Regions from separate parts of the Homo sapiens genome. Here region 2 is linked to region 1. Evidence: read pairs that join two places in POLR2A ChIA-PET (ENCODE). Cell type or tissue: CD4-positive, alpha-beta T cell. All regions are shown on one strand. Links, peaks and the distances in the headings refer to the core of each region. The heading gives the core; the rest is flanking DNA. Region 1 overlaps RBMX (RNA binding motif protein X-linked). Region 2 holds the start of CD40LG (CD40 ligand).

Region 1 (10,255 bases), core at 381-5,380:
AAAAAGCAAATGGATAATGCTGGCCATTTTGCCTTTCTGACATTTCCTTGGGAATCTGCAAGAACCTCCCCTTTCCCTTCCCCCAATAAGACCATTTAAGTGTGTGTTAAACAACTACAGAATACTAAATAAAAAGTTTGGCCAAAACCAACCATGAAGCTGCAAAGGTGCTTGCTCTTACTGTTTCAAATTTTTGCAACTCTGTAGTGTCTCACTTTTAAAGGAACAGCTTGATTGCAAAGGAGAAAATAGATAAGCAATGAAGTTATCTCCAACTTCCTAAAGGCTTATGACTTCTAAAAAGTGAATCTATCAGCATTCCACATCAGATTTAAAGCATCAAATGCCTGTGAAACAGCAAAGATGGTAAGCAAAGCAAACTAGTTTTTCCGTCTAAGTCGAAATTGAACACTTACCTTCCTCATAGTACAGTGAAACATACTGTACCTCAAGGCAATGGAAATGCCTTCTAGATTAAAAAAAACTTTTGGAAAAAAGAAATATTCAATAGCGTATTAGAAGTCCTCCAAATTCAACACTTGGATTTTTTTTTTTTTTTTTTAAAGCATGTGTGACACTTAAAGGCTTTATTAATAGAGCTGTTGTTTACCAATGGCGATCTGGGGCTTGGGAGGGGGTATTTTTTTCAAAGTCCATTTTTGATGAAGACCTTTAAACATGCTTCGTATGTTTTTAACATTTTTTTCAAATTAGTCTTTTAGTCAATATAGGAAATGGCTTAAGTTTGGGGTCCCCCTTTTTACCCCTGTAAGCCATTGCAAACTTGACATTTAGTTGGATGCCTGACTTGTTTTTAGTTCTATGAAACTACACTGTATGGAGAAAATCTATTGCAAGTGGTCTTTAAAAAGCAAAACCTGAGGCAGCATGACCCAGGTCCAGCCATGAAGTTGAAAAAGATGCTCTTGAATATAGTAAACTTGAAGACCTCCAACTAAAAATCCTTATACTGCACTTATTCCTTCAAATAAGTTTTGTTCGTTCAACTTATGGATTTAACGTGGCAGTGCACCATTGGAACAGAATGACAATCCATAAGCCATGCAACTTAACAATTTAAGCCATTCCAGTCCATCCCGAGCCAGTGAATCTTCCACCACTTAAGACAAATAGTAGAACATGAAATATATTAAGCTGCAAGTCTGAACTTGCCTTTTCTTTCTGGAAAAGAGGGCAGTAATAGGCAAGTTTTAAAAGAATTTCCTTAAGAGAGATAACTAGTTTTCATTTATTTAACTTTTGCAGGTTGGTGATTTTGCTCATTATGGTCGTGGAGTGCTGATTGATTCACAGTAGATAAAGCTGGCAGTAAGAAATGCTAAGGTAAGTGTTGAAAGCAATGGCCTTTGAAGGTTTAAATGTTGTGTAACTACCATTTAGTTTAGCTGTGACATTGGCAAGTTATTGTGGTCCTCACTTCATCTGTAAAAGAAAACGCTGCTTGGAATTGATGAAGTTAAGTGCTTTAATGTGTAGTGCCTGACACATTCATTGTGAATTTAGAGTGAGGTTACATTTCCGTGAGTCTGGCTCATTCATGAGATTATTCTTAGCTATTTTTGAACCCATAAAGCTTGCTTATAGCTCTTCATATGCAAGCATTCTCAACAAGGAAGTACACACGTAAGAAGTTTGCTCAGCTGGGCACCATGGCTCGTGCCTTTAATCCCAGGACTTTGGGAGGCCAAGGCGGGCAGACCATGAGGTCAGGAGTTCGAGACCAGTCTGGCAAACATGGTGAAACCTCATCTGTACTAGAAAAAAAAAAAAAAAAAAAAACACCGGGCGTGGTGGTGTGCGCCTGTAATCCCAGCTACTGGGGAGGCTGAGGCAGAATTGCTTGAACCCAGGAGGCAGAGGTTGCAGTGAGCCGAGATCACGCCATTGCACTCCAGCCTGGGCAACAGCAAGACCCTGTCTCAAGAAGAGGAAAAAAAAAATTTGCTCAGTGCATTTTGTAAAAGGATATACTTTCGTTGTTACTAGTTAGTGCTTGCTCATTTGCATAGCTACAATACAAATTGACTAAATGTGGAGTTAATGATGCAACTGTGGCTGCAAGCTCCCTGTTTAACATAATTTTATTGACATTGACATAATGACGACATAGTATGTAATTTCAATATTACCTTTTTTTTTTTTTTTTTGAGACGGAGTCTTGCTCTGTTGCCCAGGCTGGAGTGCAGTGGCGCGATCTCGGCTCACTGCAAGCTCTGCCTCCCGGGTTCACGCCATTCTCCTGTGCCTCAGCCTCCCCCAGTAGCTGGGACTACAGGTGCACACTGCCACGCCCGGCTGATTTTTTGTATTTTTAGTAGAGATGGGGTTTTACTGTGTTAGGATGGTCTCGATCTCCTGACCTTGTGATCTGCCTGCCTCGCCTCCCAAAGTGCTGGGATTATAGGCATGAGCCACCGCACCTGGCCGCCTATGGTTGATTTTTTAAGCTTGCGTGGTTTTTTTTTTTTCTTCTCTTCTGAGACAGTTTTGCACTTGTTGCCCAGGCTAGAGTGCAATGGTGTGATCTCAGCTCACTGCAACCTCTGCTTCCCAGGTTCAAGTGATTTTCCTGCCTCAGCTTTCCAAGTAGCTGGGATTACAGGTGCCTGCCACTATGTCGGTTATTATTATTATTATTATTTGTATTTTTAGTAGACAGGGTTTCACTGTTGGCCAGGCTGGTCTTGAACCCCTAACCTCAGGTGATCCGCCCGCCTCGACCTCCCAATGTGCTGAGATTATAGACGTGAGCCACTGCATGCGGCTTTCTTTTTTTTTCTTTTTTTCTTTTTCTTTTTTTTTTTTTGAGATGGCTTCTCAACTCACTGCCTCTCAGGTTCAAGCGATTCTCCTGCCTCAGACTCCCCAAGTAGCTGGGACTACGGGTGTGCACCACCGTGCCCGGCTAATCTTTGTACTTTTTGTAGAGACAGGGTTTCACTGTGTTGGCCAGGCTGGTCTCAAACTCCTGACCTTGAGTGATCTGCCTGTCTCGGCCTCCCAGTGTTGGGATTACAAGCGTGAGCCACTGCGCCTGCTTGCTTTTTAAAGCAGTTACTTTTATTTTCAGCTAAAGCAACAAAAAAGTATATATTTAAATGATAGTTTGGGGGGAAGTACTTTACAGTAAAACAAATACTATGTAACAGGATCCCATGTTTTTCATTTTACAGAGTTGTTGAAGCAGAAGGCGGCTGATTGTCAATAAGTCACTACAGTTGCATAAGCAGTGCTGTCAGAATTGGTTTGGTGCAGGCAATAGATTTTGCCTTCAGGGGTTCCTGTGGATCTGAGGAAGGCATCAGTGTTGATTAACACTCATAACTAGGGAGTGACTGGTAGTTACTTAAAGCAAGTAATTGACCAAATGGAAAAGGGGAAGTAATTAAGGAAATTGGTAAGTGGAGGTAGTCAGGAAGTTCTTGTGGTTCTTCACATAGATTTTACAGCTTTGGCTTTCATTTTGTTTAGCTAAAGTCATGGGGACAACTCTTCAATTTAGAACTTAAGTTGAATTATAAAAATGATGGATATAAGTGGTAGCTGTATCTAGTGAAGTGTCTGTCAGTAAGTGAAACATTTTTTGGTGGTGGCTTATCCACAAACAGTTTAGTTGTAGAATAAAACTTATGAGTGACATCTGGAAAGTAACCATGCTAAGATGGCAAGCACACTGGAAACAATTAGGCCACTTGGCTTTCTTTTGCTGTATTGTTTTATAAGCCTACTTTACCTCCCAGTCTTGGAAACAAGTTTTAGTTTTTTATTGGTTTGGAGACTAGAGCCAATAGTATAATGTTCTCAAAGGAAACAGACTTGAGTTGTTGGATTAGAGGAACTAACCCAACTTATATGATTTTTTTTTTGTTTTTGTCGTGTAGTTATGGCACTGTCTTATTTGGAACATTTGCAACTAGGGATAATACAACATTTTTAACTCTCATTTGACAACCTACTACTAATCACAGACCACAAGGGTAATGACCAAATTTATGTGGTTTTTGCACTCCATAGTTGTCTTAGCCCAATCTTTCTATACTCTTACGATTACTTGGGTTAACGCTTCTGTGAGGACCTTCTGGCTCTTGAGATACCCTAAATATTTAAGATATTTAGATATCTTGAAGATAGTATAGGATATAGAGATTGTACCAAATAGGAATATAAGGAGTATGTTAAAATGACCAGATACCTGTTTGATAGTTTACTGACCTAGCAGATGTGTGGAAAAGGAATCAGATCTTGATTCTTCTGGGTTTATACTGGTTGTAAAACAGAATGATACAGAAAATGTTTTCCTTGTTTAACTGGTAGTTGAACATAGAACTTGGGTATTATAGATCACTTTTCACTTTTTGGAATGTTTTGTATTGAAACTTAATAAAACTTTAACATGGCATCTTTTTTTGTGGCAAGGGGCTCTTCTTTACTTAGAAATTAGGGGTTTATGTTTTTAAATGTTTTTCCCATGTCCCCCTCCCCCAAACACTACCTCTGTTGCATTGATGGCACTTAATCAGTTTTGCATGGGAATGTCCAGAGTCATTGAGGCTGTTTTTGTGACTAGGCCTCCTTTATTGAGAGTGAGCTTCAGGGGGAATGTAGATGACTTCATTCAGTCCTCACCCTAAAAGTTAAATGGAAGCACAATCACACACCTAAGAAGCAGAGGCTAAATAAACCAGGAGTCAACTGTAGTGCTTTTATGTAATTCCTGCTTACCTCTTGGGGAAAAACAGGTCAGCAACAACTCAGTTGTGGCTGTGGATTCCAAATACTTTGGGTCAAGCAATGCATGTGATAATATGCTTCTGAATTTGCAGTTTTCAGTTTCTCTGCTTTACCTAGTGTCCTGTATATATCTGACTAGTTGATGTTCGTTTGTGTCTAAAACTGGGCATTGCATTTGGGTTATGTAGTCAGTTGAACAGAACTCAGCACATGGAGAAAGAATGCAGCTAAGCATTAAGATGGCAGAGAAAGCCCTAAGTATTGTCATTCTGTAAATAATCTCAGCTCTACACCTGTTTTTTTGGGGGGGTTTATTAATGAGATGGAGTCTCACCATGTCCCCCAGGCTGGAGTGCAGTGGCACCATCTCGGATCGCTGCAACCTCCGCCTCCCGGGTTCAAACGATTGTCCTACCTCAGCCTCCCAAGTAGCTGGGATTACGGGCGTGCGCCACCACACCCAGCTAATTTTTGTGTTTTAGTAGAGATGGGGTTGTCATCATGTTGGCCAGCCTGGTCTTGAACCTCCTGAACTCAAGTGATCTGCCCACCTTGGCCTCCCAAAGTGCTGGGATTACAGGTGTGAGCTACAACGCGCAGCCAGTTCTATACCTATTGTTCCAGGAAAACATCTCTCTACTCATCCCGTCAATACTTTATGTTGCACATGTCAGTATACTTCCTGAAAAGTAACTTGAACTTTTGTATCAATTAGTTCAACTTTAATCAATTTTTAAGATAACATTTAAATCTGAAATACTCAAGTATTAAGGGTACTGTTTTATGAACTGAGAAATGTATACTCTATCAATGATGGATAATTACCATCATCTCAAAGTACTTGAGTTTTAGCCGTGTATACATCAGTAGTTCCATGTTGCCGAGTATGGTATGCTTTCCCATTCATGGAAACCTGGGCCTTTTCTGGTTTTTGGCTTTCATGCATAAAGTTGCTATAAATGTTCTCACAGTAGCTTTTGTTTTTGTAATTACTGAGATGAAAACGGGTGTGGAATTGCTGAATCAGGATAGATGTACATTTTTTGAGAGATGGCTAGGCATTTTTTCCAAAGTAATACTGTGGAAACACTTAGCCAATGATGTGTGAGTTATTCCATGCCTTGTCAGTATCTGGTGTTAACAGTTTAGCCCTTATGGTGAATTTGTGGCTTATCCTCTCAGCAATGAGTAGTACTTGAAAAAAAGTATGGTGAAATGCACTGATCTCATGTACAGTTTGATCAGTCTTGAGAAACGCTTAGCACATCAAGACACAGAACTTAGCTCCGGAAAGTTGTGTGTGCCCCTTCTCAGTCAATAGACCACCTCCCAACACCAGCAACAAACACTGACCTGATTTCCATCATAAGATATTTTTTGCAAATTTTGATTATGTAAATTCTGTTGATGTAGTTTATGTCTAGCTGCTTACAGAATGTTTTCAGATTCATCCACATAGTTGCATGTATATTCCTTTTATTGCAGAGTAGAGTTGCAGTGCATGAAGTAACTATTGATGGACATCTGGGCTAGTTCCAATTTTTGGCTATTACAAATACTGCTATGAGTATTCTTGTACGAGTCTTGGACGTAACAGTTTATTTTTGGTAAATGTCGAGTGGAATTCATGAAGTGACAGGGTAGATAATACAGTAAATCTTAACATTGTTGAAGATTTCTTGAAGGGTTCTTGGAAACTTTTATAATGAAACCAGCTTTACCGTAGGCTAATTGACAAAAAATTTAAGTTCCTGCAACATATTTGTAGTTAAAAGTGTCAAACTTTTTTTGAGACATTGTACTCTGTTGCCCAGGCTGGAGTGTAGTGCTATTATGACTCACTGCAGCCTTGACCTCCTGGACTCAAGCAATCCTCCCACCTCAGCCTCCCAAGTAGCTGGGACTACAGGCGTGTGCTAGCATGCCTGGCGTTTTTTTTTTTTTTTTTTTTTTAAAGAGACGGCGGGGGTCTCCCTTTGTTGCCCAGGCTGGGCTTGAATTTCGCAATCCTTCCTCCGCCTCCCAAAGTTCTGAGATTACAGGTGTGAGCCACTGCGCCTGGTGCCAAATAAAAGCCAAAACACATCTAATACTAAACATTGAAATAAACGTGAGCTGTGCATACGTTTAAGAAAAGTTGAAAAGCTATATAGTTCTTTACCCAGTTACTTAAGAAGAGTTGAAAAGCTATCTAGTTATTTACCCAGTTATTTCAGTTCAGAGTCTCAGGAAACTAGAACCTGTCTAGCCAGCTCAAGGCCAAGGTGGGAACCGATCTTGGCCAGGAGACCATCCCATTGCAGGACATGCTCACACCCACATTCACTCAGATCGGAACCATTCAGACTTGCAAGTTTACCTTTGGGATATGGGAGGAAACAGGAGTACCCAGAGAGAAAGCCAATGCAGACACGGGAAGGATGTGTTAACTCCGCACAGTGGTCCCAGCCAGGAGTTGATTTTTTTTTTTTCCTCAACAAAATGATGTTCACTAAAATGACGTTTTTAAAAGATCTGCTGTATGTTTAATTTTTAAGAAACTACCAGAGTTTTCCCAGAGTGGTTGTACCATTTTATGCCCTCAGTAGCAATTTTTTTTTTTTTTTTTTTTGAGACGGCCTCTCTGTCGCCTAGGCTGGAGTGCAGTGGCATGATCTTGGCTCACTGCAACCTCTGCCTCCTGGGTTCAAACGATTCTCCTGCCTCAGTCTCCCAAGTAGCTGGGATTACAGGCACCCACCACCACACCCAGCTAATTTTTGTATTTTTAGTAGAGACGAGGTTTCGCCATGTTGGCCAGGTTGGTCTCAAACTGACAGGTGATACACCCTCCTTGGCCTCCCAAGTGCTAGGATTACAGGCATGAGCCACCGTGCCCGGCCTCATTAGCAATTTATGAGAATTCTGGTTCCTCCACAACATCCTTAACAACATGTGCTGCTATTGATCAGTTTCATTTTAACCATTCTGGTGGGTGGGGTAGTATTGATTTTAATTCACATTTCCCTGATGACTAATGATGCTGAGCACTTTTTTAAAAAGGCTTTATTTGGGGATAATTTTAAATTCTCAGAAGTTGCAAAGTAGAGAGTTCTCATACGCATTACCCAATTTCCCCTAATTTTAATATCTTACATTATTATGGTATTTGTCAACTAAGAGATTAACATTGGTATATTACCATTAACTAAACTCCAGACTAGGTTGGGTGTGATGTCTCATGTTTGTCATCCCAGCATTTTGGGACGCCAAGGTAGACCACTTGAGCCCAGGTGACCAGCCTGGAGAACATAGCAAGACCCACCTCTACAAAAGAATACAAAAATTAGCTGGGTGTGGTGTCAGGAGGCTGAGATGGGAGGATGGCCTGAGCATAGGAAGTTGAGGCTGCAGTGAGCCGTGATGGCACCACTGCACTCCAGCTTGGGTGACAGTGAGACCATGTCTCAAAAAAGACTTTAGATTTCACATATTTTCTACTGTCTTCTCTCCATTGCAGGATCTACTCCAGTATCTCACATTGCACTTCATACTGGGAGTTTTGTGTTTTTTTTTTCTGAAACGGGGTCTCGCTCTGTCACCCAGGCTGGAGTGCAGTGGCGCAATCTCGGCTCACTGCAAACTTCACCTCCTGGGTTCAAGCAGTTCTGCTGCAGCCTCCCGAGTAGCTGGGATTACAGGCGTCCACCACTATGCTGGACTAATTTAATTTAATTACTTTATTTATTTAGAGACTGAGTCTCGCTCTGTCGCCTAGGCTGGAGTGCAGTGGCACGATCTCCGCTCACTGCAAGCTCCGCCTCCTGGGTTCACGCCGTTCTCCTGCCTCAGCCTCCTGAGTAGCTGGGACTACAGGCGCCCGCCACAACGCTCGGCTAATTTTTTGTATTTTTAGTAGAGATGGGGTTTCACCATGTTAGCCAGGATGGTCTTGATCTCCTGACCTTGTGATCCACCCACCTTGGCCTCCCAAAGTGCTGGGATTATAGGCGTGAGCCCCCGTGCCCAGTCCATATGCCGGGCTAATTTTTGTATTTTTGCTTTTTTTTTTTTTTTTTTTTTTTTTGAGATGGAGTCTTGTTCTGTCGTCCAGGCTGGAGTGCAGTGGCATGCTGTCAGCTCACTGCAACCTCTGCCTCCTGGGTTCAAGGGATTCTCCTGTCTCAGCCTACTGAGTAGCTGGGATTACAGGTATGCGCCACCACGCTCAGCTAATTTTTGTATTTTTAGTAGAGATGGGGTTTCACCATGTTGGTCAGCATGGCCTTGAACTCCTGACCTTGTGATCCACCCACCTCGGCCTCCCAAAGTGCTGGGATTACAGGCGTGAGCCACCTCGCCCGGCAATTTTTGTATTTTTAGTAGAGATGGGATTTCGCCATGTTGGCCAGGCTGATGGGCAGTTTCTCACGTGCTTAATTAGCCGTGTGTATAACTACTTTCACAAAGTGTCTAAGACTTTTGTCTGTCTTAAAAATTGGGTTGCCTGCTTTTTAAATGTTACAGAATTTATTTATTTGTTCTGGATACAAATTGTCAGATATGTTACGAATATCTTCTCCCAGTCTGCCTTGCCTATTTTTTATTTTTTTCAATGAGCAAATGAAATCTAATTTAACAAAAATGGTTCTTGGTTTCTGTGACCTAACAAAATTGCCTACTGCCTGGTCATAAATATTTTTTCCTGTCTTCTAGAAGTTTTGTAAGTTTTTTTGTGACTGGGTCTCAAAACCTCATGACAAGGTTTCACCATGTTGCTCAGGCTGGCCTTCAACTCCTGAGCTCAAGGGATCCACGTGCCTAGGCCTCCCAAAGTGCTAAGATTACATACATGAGACACCATGCCTGGACAAGTTTTGTGGTTTTAACTTTTATATTATGTCTGTAATCCATTTTGAATTTTTTTGGGTATGAGGTAGGTGTTGAAATTGATTTTTTCAAATACAGATAGGCCTTTGAGCATCTTTTTTTGAAAAGACTAGCCTCCAGTACTTCAGTATCTTAATAGGAAACATACATACCTGGGTCCGTTACTGTACTTAAAAAAATTGATCGGTAATGTCTATGTCTATCCTTACCTTGATTACTGTAGGGTGTTTTTTTTTTTTAGACACAGTTTTGCTCTTGTCACCCCAGGCTGGAGTGCAATGGCATGATCTCGGCTCACTGCAACCTCCATCTCCCTGATTCAAGTGATTCTCCTGCCTCAGCCTCCCGAGTAGCTGGGATTACAGGCACCCACCACCACGCCTGGCTACTTTTTGTATTTTTAGTAGAGATGGAGTTTCATCATGTTGGCCAGGCTGGTCTCAAACTCCTGACCTCAGGTGATCCACCAGCCTTGGCTTCCTAAAGTACTGGGATTACAGGCGTGAGCCACTGTGCCTGGCCTGATTACTGTAGTTTTATAGTAAGCTCTCTAAGGATACTAATTTTTTAAAGTCCTAAAGTTTTCTTCCTGCAGAGTGGATTTTTTTCCTTTGAAGTTACTATTGCTGTTTTT
Region 2 (10,255 bases), core at 3,283-8,282, 220 kb after region 1:
AGGTTGCCCTTTAACTTGAAATAGAAATGCTTTGGCTCTCTCAAAGGCATCGCAGGCATTGGTGGGCAAATAATCATGGAACTGAACATCTAGCAGAGGTGTGGTGGGTTGTAAGTTTTAATATGAAATTATACTATTCAAAATAATACCTCTGCTTACCCTCACTTGAGCCCTGAATACCATCTTTCCCCCAAAATGACAGATTAGTGCTACCTGCCTCCAGAGATAATGAGTTCCTTGTCACTAGAGATGTTCAAACAGAGATTGGATGACCACTTAGTCAGGAGGTGGAGAGAAGACTGAAGTTGTGGATTGAGAATTGGATCTGATGACTTCTAAGACCCCATCAAGACCTGATTCAAAGACTCCAAATTCAAACTTGAGGTTGCTTAGGTGCAGCCAGACTGTGGCCCGGAAAGAAAGCCTACTAACATTAGCTAAGAAAATATGAATCTAATCTGGAGCTATTCTATAATTGTCCTATTGAGTTTTTTCAAAGTCTCGAATTTTGTTTTAGGGTGAGAAATTTGGGGGAAAGCGTATTGGAAAGGGGATCCGTCATTGGGGGAGGATTGGGTAGCTGGAGGACTTTGTATCTACTCATTGTACGTAATCCTAGGTATAGGTGGTGTTGACTAGGGTTCCACACCTGCTGCAGTAGAGACAAGGAGCCTCCTTAGTTGCATGTAAGGAGGAGATCCCTGGGGCCCTGGCTGACATGCCTGAGAAGATCTGCCTTTTAAGAATATGAAACTTTGGAGCTGTCACTTTTTTCATACAAGCATAAGCAGGGAGGCCAAACTGACTGTTTTCTTTACTCCTATCCTCGGTAGCTGATTTTGGGAGCTTTACATACATAGCCAACCTGAAATAATGACGTGAGGAATTGACAATTCAACCGTAAAAGTCTCCGTAAGAAACGAGGGGGACTGACAAGCCACTCTCACTGCCATTGGAGGGAACTGAAGGCTTATCACATAATTGTAGAATGTCAGAGCTGATAGTGCCCTTACAGATAATCTGTCTTCTCATGTTATAGATGACAAAACTGAGGCCCAGAAAGGTGAAGTTATTTACCCAAAGTCACATAGCCAAGCACATTCAGTCTGTTATTTGGATTATTAGCCATTGTTTTGAAAGTGCCTTTATTCACATTTAAACTGGTAACATCTTCCAATACTCTGTAATACTGGCCCAAATCCTCGAAGAACCGAAGAAACTCAAATCATTTTCCTAGCTGGCCAGTCTTGCAAAGAAAGGGTTTAGGAGTTTCATCTAAAGCCTAGATTAGTGTAAAGAACCTGAAAGCAAGCAGCGGATTTGAGCCACATTCTGTTCTCCGTAGGTGACTCAGGAATAAGCTGTTAGAGTCTTCACTAATGAATTAAATGGCACCTCGGTGACAGTACAGGAGGGCAGAAATAAGATCAGAAATAAGATCTTAACCCTTTTACGCCTGCATTAAATTACACATCATCTATATGTGAGAACTAATTCCTGTTGGTTTACCCAGATACCCACCCACCTGGCCCAGAACTGTCCTCAATGTGGAGTGCTGCCTCCTAGAAATGACCCCTAAGTGAGCCGAGGCCCAAGGGTATTTGACTCAGTGTTCTGAAAGGGACATAGGCAGAAAGAACTCTTGATGTTCTGCCTCAGGAGAAAGAGCCCCTAGACCCTATGTCTGTGATGATGGAATTAATGTAAAGGTTCTAAAAATTCTTGTTTTAGGTATCTGTTATAAGCCACAGTCACTGCAGTGACTTCATGCTAGCTACCAGCCTGGTGGGCTAAAAGGCTTTGAACCCTCTGTGCCTCTGGTCATGACCGGCCATAGAGTGGGCGGGCTTCATGAGCAAGTGATATTATATGGAGTCTGGTTTGAGCGACACTGAGAATGTCTATTACTTATTCCCTGCACCTCTCTCCCCAGTAAAAGGGAAAGATCTCACTGTCAGGACACCTAAAATTCCATCATCAGAGAAGCACCAGAGACTGTTACCAGTCTTCAGGTGTCCCTTCACTTGTGGCCTGCTGCCACGGCAGCTGTTGACGGCTATTGCTTCCCTGGGAAATGGGGATCAGACTCTGGGTCCCCAGTGCGAGAGCATCAAGGTTTGGATGGGGAGACACAGCAATGCAAAAACCAAGCTTGGTGGACTTCATCATTTTGCCTAGTGGTAGCTGCATATGTAAGCTGACAAATATGTGTGACTGTGCCCCTAAGGGTGTATTTTCCCCAGAGAGTGTCTTTGTGTTTTTTTTTTTTAACCCCCACACACACACCCATGTATGTGTGTATATCTGCATGCATATATATGTGTGTGTGTGTCTGTGTGTCTGTGTCTATAACCAATCTTTAAACATTGGCATTGTCAGTTTCCCGATCTAGCAAATGTAGTAAAATATTTCAATGACACTTTTACCAGTAATTAAGCTGCTTACCTTCACAAAGCCTTCAAACTGGCTTTTAATCTCCTCACAGTTCAGTAAGGATAAGGATCTTTCTCCTGTGTTGCATCTCTGTATCGTTTTCATGAATACAAAATCTTCATGAAGATTCCTTTCATCTTCTATCTATTTTGGAATAACAAGGATATGATAAATGTCATTCGGAAGGAGAATACAGCTAATGATATCTGCCTCTACATTCATTTCCACGGCATCAACAAGAGGAGGACTTTCAGGCATAAATGGAGAATAATAAGTTATTATATTGGCTGATTGCTATTTTGTATTTGCAGTTTAAAAATCTATAAAAGACAGCAATTAAGATGTCATGTTATCAGAAACTCCAGGTAGAAATCAGAGCTATTCTACTAAATGTTCACTACAAAATGCATATTTTTTCAACATACTATAGCAGCAATATTCTGTAATTGTCACATTTCTCATTGCTTCAGTAATGATTGGTCATTATAAACATCAGCCTAGAAAATAGTTTTCTGCAGAGCTAATTTGCCCACTTCATTTTAGTGTTTGTGATGCAGTGCTTTATAAAAAGAAGTTAATTTGCAATGTGTCAGTTAACGAGTTCTAATTACATCTCTCTCCCTTTTAACTTTAGTATTTGTAGAAAACATTTGCATTTTTAAAGAAATCATCTTTTATCCTCAAAGTAACAAGATATTTTATTTTCCAATGTCTTAGAATAATTAAATGTACAGAATTCACTTGCATTATCAACTAATTTTATACCATTTTCTTGCTTTAAGAGTAGATTTTTTAGATTCAAAACAAGATTCAGTTAGCTGGCAGCTTCTGCTGTAATTAAGAGCACATGTAAATAGTACGGTAAATATCAGTCCACTGAGGTCACTATTGCCCCTTTAGAAGCTAGGCCTATGTCCATACATTTGATTGACAGAGCACATCAGGCCAAACACAAATAACCAACCAGACCAGAAGCCCCCTCTTTTGTCAGCAGTGAAACCTAATATTTGGATAACCCAGTGGATGACTTCAGCCCTCACTACCTCACCTTATCCTGTTAGAAAAATCTCATGACATTAATTCTAGGTCCAGATCCTAAGAGAGGACACTCAAGTATCCCTGATAAAGTGCAATCATCCAGATGCTTTCTAGCCACAGTTCCTGCATCCAGAATTTTAGGAACAGCCAGAAAACTAATCAACTTTCTCCTTTACATCTATGATTGGTATTTTGTCAACACCAGCCAATTATACTCCTCAGTGGAAGTGAAAAAATACATGAAAACAAAATAAGTCCTGATGGTTTTCTTTTCCTAAGAATGCAAAACAGCCTACTAAGTTACTCTGCTCTTTTGTTCCTGCAAGTCTAACCATTTAAAAATGTAAAACATCTCAGAGGGAGACTGAGCATCCTGCAACTACAATCAGTGCTTGTGAAGAATTACACAGAAAATGCTACTTTTACTAAAAGACTGCAAATTCTGGGACTTATCCATGTCTATGTTAATCTGAAGCATTATGAAATTTTAGATCAAATTGACGCTCTTCTTGCCTAGCTGGAAATTTAAAAGAAAAAAGCTGTCTCCATAAAAAAATAGCTTACTTTTAAAGCAGAACTTTAGCAAATAATTATAGCTAGTGCGTACATAGTGCTTACTATGTATCAGACCCCCTCCTAAGCTTTTTACAAGGCTAAACTCACTTAATCTATGAAATGGACACCAATACCATCCCCATTTCTCAGATGTGGAAACTGAGGCACTTGCCCCAGGATAACAGAGATGGTATGGGCAGAGCCAAGATTTGAACCCAGGCAGTCTGACTCCAGATCCCAAGATCCTAACCAGAGACAAGAATATGAGACTTCATTGACTAGGCAACAAACATTATGCCACAAGACCATTCTTCTATTTGGTTTCTACCATCATCCATCATTTGGGTAGAACCAACCTATGAATTAGTAAGGACCCCAAATTTAGTTAATAAAGGCTTGTGGTTCATCTTACCTTGTCCAACCTTCTATGAAGATACACAGCAAAAAGTGCTGACCCAATCATCTGGGTGATAAGAAAAACAGTAAGTAAATACATAAAAATTTTCATGCTGATGGGCAGTCCAGTGGCCGCAGATCGGGGAGAAGTTTGGTTGTATGTTTCGATCATGCTGTGTTAAAGTTGAAATGGTATCTTCTGGCAGAGAAGGTGGCAGAGGCAGCATGAGAAGACTGTCAAAGTGGCCACCTTACTCAGGATTAGTTAAGAGCGCACAATCGTTGCAGCCCACACTTCCTGGAAAATGTGCTTCGTAGTCTTCTCTCCCAGCAAAAACGTTACGTAAAGGTTTTTTGTTTTTTTTTTTTTTTTTAATTATACCCATATCATTCACTTCCAGGCTTTCCTTTTTGTAAGTAAAGAAGAAACAAGTTTCTTCTTCCATATATTCATTCTTGCCTTGAAATGTCATAGACTTCTTAACAGACAATGGCAGTATTTTCCTATCACTGTCTAACTTTTTGGGTTCACCAGTTTCAAGGAAAGTGACAAATTCATCCACCAGCAATAGACTTATTTCAATTTCAATCTTACTAATACGAAGCGGGAACCTGGTATATGGAGAAAGAAACACATGTCAACAAAAGTTTGGATTGATTTTATGACTGGTGTCCCATCAACTAATTGCTTCTCAGAACTTTACTTCTTTAATCACTAAACTCAATGAAAGCCTGGCAGGTTTTCAGGTCAAGTCTACATGGCATAAAGCAAAAAAAGCATGCTGATGGTTATTAAATAAAATTTAGCTGGAAAGATAATGCAAGAAAAATAAATTTTGCAAAGGCAAAGATAAGTAGGGTCTTGAGGGAAATCAGGCCAAGACTCTGGAATTGAAGTTAAAGTAAAAATCGTGACTTGACGTAGCTAAGCTGCCTGTGTACACTGTTCCAATCCATTAGATAATTGTTGATGCTGATGTAACAGTTCAGAATAGGGAAAATAGGCTGCAGTTAAGAGATCTGAATTCTAGTCTTTGCTCTACCAATAAATTGCTATGAGCCTTGGGCAAATCACTTCATCTCTTTAGACCTCAGTTTCCTCATACCCAAAGGAGGCACTTGCACCTGTCTTGCTTATCCTGTAGGTTGCTGTGAAGATCTAATAAAGATGTGCATGGAAGAAATTTGAAACACGTTAAGCAATAAACAATTCTCATCCTGAATTTTTTGGAATTTATTTAGCCTAAGACATGAGTTTAACAAATAATTGCCAACTCCTTACATGTTGGTAAAAACCAAATGAACAATAACAATATTAAAAACACCTTAAGTTTTGACAATGAATTGAATCACTGAAGTGTGTAGGATTACACATTTCTGAAGGGCTTTTGCATCATCTTATCAGATTTCCTTCAAACTAAAAGCAGCTGTGGAAATCCCTACCTCACATCCAAACCTGGTCTAGAAACCATGATAAAATTGCTTTGATGATTCCTATAAAATTGTTTTGAGAGACAAATAGGAAACGTAAAAACTGCTCTGATAGGCATGCTATCTATATAGTTAGCACCTGCTTTCTTCCCCTCCCACGCCCCAGCATCCTGTCCTGGGCCCAGATCTATGTAGCTTTTCACTACATCTGCCAAGTAGGTGGCTTCGATGCACGTGATGAACTTTGATCAGTCAAGTCAGAGGCTTTGGTTCTTAGACAAGTAACCTTAGTTCCACTGAAGGAAAATTATCATGAGAGCCAAAATGGGCTCAAGGACTTCTGCACTGTCAGTTTTATACAACTTGAGAGTGCCAGAGCTGCAGGGGCCCTGCAATCAGCTCAGCCAAGACCCGAGGGAGGGGAGGCTGAAGGTCACAGATTTGTTCACGTGACCAACTTGAAAAAACAGTTGTTGTCCAACCTCCTTGCCTCAACTTCTTGATCCCCAGCCTCCTACAGTCTGACTTCTGCCCACAATATTCCCCTGAAATTGATCCCACCATTATTAGCTCAATAATAGTTTTGGCTGAATACTTCTTAGAGTTTATTTTTAGCGACCTCTCTATTACTCTGTTGACCTATTATCCTGTTGTCATCTTCCTGAATGCTCTCCCCACTTGAATTCTATATCACCCTATTCTTAAGGGCTTCTGCCTCTCAGAATCCTTCTTCATGTTATCTTCTTTCCTCTTTGTATCCCTTAAAACTTTGGTATTCCTTCTCTCTATTTCCTTTCCTTCTCCCTTCTCCTCTCCTCCCCTCTCTTCTTGTTCTCCATGGTTTCATTGGGTGATTCATGGGTTTCATGAACTTTCATGGGTTTCAATCTCACCTTCATTGTGATAAATCTCAAATCTATAACTGAAGTCCTGAACTTCAGAGTTGTAAGCACAGCTACCTCTGAAAATCTCTACTTGGATATCCCAAAGCCATCTTACATTTGGTATGCTCTAAAATTAATTTATCTCACCACTCTAATTCCAATCCAGACCTGTTCTCCCTTAAGATTCTCCGTATCTCTGTGAATGGTCCCACCACCCACTTAATTGCCCAAGTCAGAGATCTGGGATCCATTCATGATTTTTCACTCTCTCTTGCCCCAGATTGCCCCAATCCCAGTGGCTTCTTCCTCCAAAAACCTTGGTTGCCACCACTTCTCTCCATGGCCCCTGCCATCATCCTATTCCAGGCCCATATATCCTCTCCTTTGTAGATTACTGAATTGTACCATCCTAACTTATCTCCCTGTTTCTCTTTCTGTCCCACCCCATCCATCTTTCACACTGACAGCAACTGACTCCAGAATGCCCTGCTTGTACCTCAATTGTTGAAGCCTTCTCTTTCTCTCATCCTTCTGCCTGGTCCTCTACCATAATGCCACAATTGGCTACCTTTCCAGCTTCCTCATTTGGGCTGTTTTTTTGATTTCTGATTCTGCATCAGAAGTTCTTTGTCTCAGAACCTCTCATGCCTGTCTCTCCCTAACAGGGAGTTGGCTCCGTTTTAATATCTTCAGCTGCCTAACACGTCCAAAAATGATTATCAAACTTAGTTTCCAAGAAATGTATACATGTATAGGAGTGCATGCAAGTGTCTATAGCCAAAATCAAATATTGACCATCTTTTTCTAAGTTTACAGAAAGAATTAAGTTAATGGATTGAAGTCTCATTTTTCAGTTATTTTTACACAGAATTTTCTTAAATATTGGTCACCCTTTTCTACTACTACTTTTCTGCTAGCTAGTGATTGATTTGTAGCAAATATCAAGGGAAAAATAAGAAAAACAATGGATCATACTTCAACAGTTTGTTTTTGATGTGAATATGCCTGTGGTTGTGATTTTATATTGATAACCCAGAACACAGTCATAATTTCTGCTTGGAAAATCATTTCCAGTACATATGAAAGAGTTAAATATAACAGTATTTTGTTTGTTGTATGAAGGGCCTCCTAAGGGTTCTTTTCCCTGAATATACCTGAAAAGCTCTAGACTAGAGGAAAGGGTCTCGATTCTTAACATGGCAGATGAGTTGACCCCTGCCCACATTTCTCTCCTCATCGTCTACGACTCATTAGGTCTCAAACATTTTAAGCTAGTTTTATTTCCTGAAATGTGCTGTGCTTATTCATGTTATTTGTGTGCCAAGGCTAATTCTCTCCTGTCTTATCTATTAATGTTTTTTGTTTGTTTGTTTGTTTGTTTGAGACAAAGTCTCACTCTGTCGCCCAGACTGGAGTGCAATGGCACGATCTCAGCTCACTGAAACCTCCATCTCCCAGGTTCAAACGATTCTCCTGCCTCAGCCTCCCAAGTAGCTGGGACTACAGGCTTGCGCAACCGCGCCTGGATAATTTTTACAAAATTTTTTTAGTAGAGACGGGGTTTCACCATATTGGCTAGGCTGGTCTCAAACTCCTGACCTCATGATCTGCCAGCCTCGGTGTCCCAAAGTGCTGGGATTACAGATGTGAACCACAGCGCCCGGCTATCTATTAATGTTTAAGTGAAATATTCTGTTCCAGCTGACAAGGTGCTCTCTTCTGTACTTAATCTTTTTGTTGTTGTTGTTGTTGAGAAGGAGTCTGGCTTTGTCACCCAGGCTGGAGTGCAGTGTCATAATCTTGGCTCACTACAACCTCCACCTCCCGGGTTCAAGTGATTCTCCAGCCTCAGCCTCTTGAGTAGCTGGGATTACAGGCGTGCACCACTCTGCCTGGCTAATATTTGTAAATTTAGTAGAGACGGGGTTTCACCAAGTTGGCCAGGCTGGTCTTGAACTCCTGACCTCAGGTGATCCACATGCCTTGGCCTCCCAAAGTGCTGGGATTACACAGGCGTGAGCCACTGTGCCCTACCTCTTCTGTGCTTAATCTATCATAGCATTTGCCACATCATATCATAATGGACTTGTCTGATTTTTCTACCATTAGCTATTAGAGGAAAAAGATAATTAAAACAAACAAACAAACAAAAAAACCCAGAAATTTTGGTTCCTGACACATTGTAAGGAGTTAGTAAATGTTTGCCAAATTACTAAATATTATTTTAAAGAGATAGAAGGGGAAGTTGTAAAATATTCTAACCTGGGAGAATAGCGCTTGGCTAGCTTTTCTAGCAATACATGTCAGAATATATTTACATTTTCTTCAATTCCCTTAATTCTCCCTCTTTCCTCTGGGTCAGTTCCATTTGTTTATTTTGGTCCTTTTCATTATGTTGCTAGTTTTTCTCAAATGCTTGGCCATTTATTTATTTATGAATGAAAACCCGTGTTGGTTATTATGGGTAGATGGCATGAGTTTCCTCTGCAATTGTGTTGATCTATCTGTTTTCCCCACAAACCTCTCTCCGGAATGGGAGGGCTGACTGTGGGTTCTGTTTAAGTGGGTAGGAAATGTCAACAGTCAGGCTTCCCTTTAGGTTATGTGGGTGGAGAGGCAGGAAGACCAGGGACCCCCACAACTGATGAAGTAAGGAGGGCTTTTCTCTGGGGGTGGAGCCTTGTAGAAGGTTTCACTCTTGACTAATATTGGTTTTCCTTTTGGTTTTGTCCTCCTATCTGTTGTGGAGGTCTCAGCACCCTTCCTAGAGCCCTCTCTAGGTAACTTTAGACTGAGGGCCAAGGCCAAATGCTGCTGCTAACAAATGGTCCACTGGGGGAAAGGAGAGAGAGGGAGAGGGCCACTTTTCCCAGCTGTTTCCGCTGCCGCTCTTCAATGATTGCCTCATAGCCCACCCCTGCTCCTCACATTCATTGACTCTGTGATTAATGCTTCTTTGGGAAAGCATACTCTTACAACTTATTGAATTGCAATGTTTACTGCTCTGATCTGTCTGTTAGTCCAAATTCATGGCCTTTCTTGCTTGTTGCTATCTCTCAAAATTTATGTCACATTGATGTCACCTTTTCTTATTTCCTATGGTTGTTGTGGTTTCTTCCTTTTTATATTTATTTTTGACTAAATAATACATTCACATGGTCTAAAATGTAAATGAAAGAGTATGAAAGAGTATGTAATGCAGTCTTTTTCCCATCTCTTCCTTTCAGTCTTCCATGGTTAAACAGTGTTGTCAGTTTCTTATGTATCTTCCTGGGATGCTTTTATGCACATTCAAGCAAATACATAGATATTCCCTTTCAGCCTTTTAACACCCAGCAGTATATAACACATTGTTCTACATCTTAACAATGTGTCTTGGAGATTGTTCTATGTCAGCAAAACACTTCCTTATTCTCTGTTTTTTTACAACTTCATAGTGTCCCATTACATGAATGATGATGTACCATAAATTATTTAACTAGTCCCCTATTGATGAACATTTAGGTTGTTTCCAATCA

The links. Peaks named below come from ENCODE experiments on the same cell type or tissue, not always from the same donor. Only the 100,000 strongest peaks of a DNase experiment are listed, where the experiment ranks them.
Region 2: POLR2A ChIA-PET joins it to region 1 with 6 read pairs; 7 of 35 experiments call an interaction of 5 or more read pairs at or near these places.

The regions. Positions count from the first base shown.
Region 1 is chrX:136,863,357-136,873,611 of GRCh38, reverse strand. RBMX (RNA binding motif protein X-linked) reads left to right here. Exons shown (of 9, transcript NM_002139.4): 9 at 1-151. Among named protein-coding and RNA genes, the nearest start is that of SNORD61, 11 kb to the left of the region's middle. In CD4-positive, alpha-beta T cell, for the core only: no CTCF peak of the experiment used is centred there; no DNase peak of the experiment used is centred there.
Region 2 is chrX:136,642,588-136,652,842 of GRCh38, reverse strand. It overlaps CD40LG (CD40 ligand), which reads right to left and starts at 4,685. Exons shown (of 5, transcript NM_000074.3): 1 at 4,439-4,685; 2 at 2,446-2,577. The coding sequence starts at 4,594. In CD4-positive, alpha-beta T cell, for the core only: no CTCF peak of the experiment used is centred there; DNase peaks (open chromatin) are centred at 4,702 and 6,052; H3K4me3 peaks cover 2,297 bases; H3K27ac peaks cover 3,863 bases.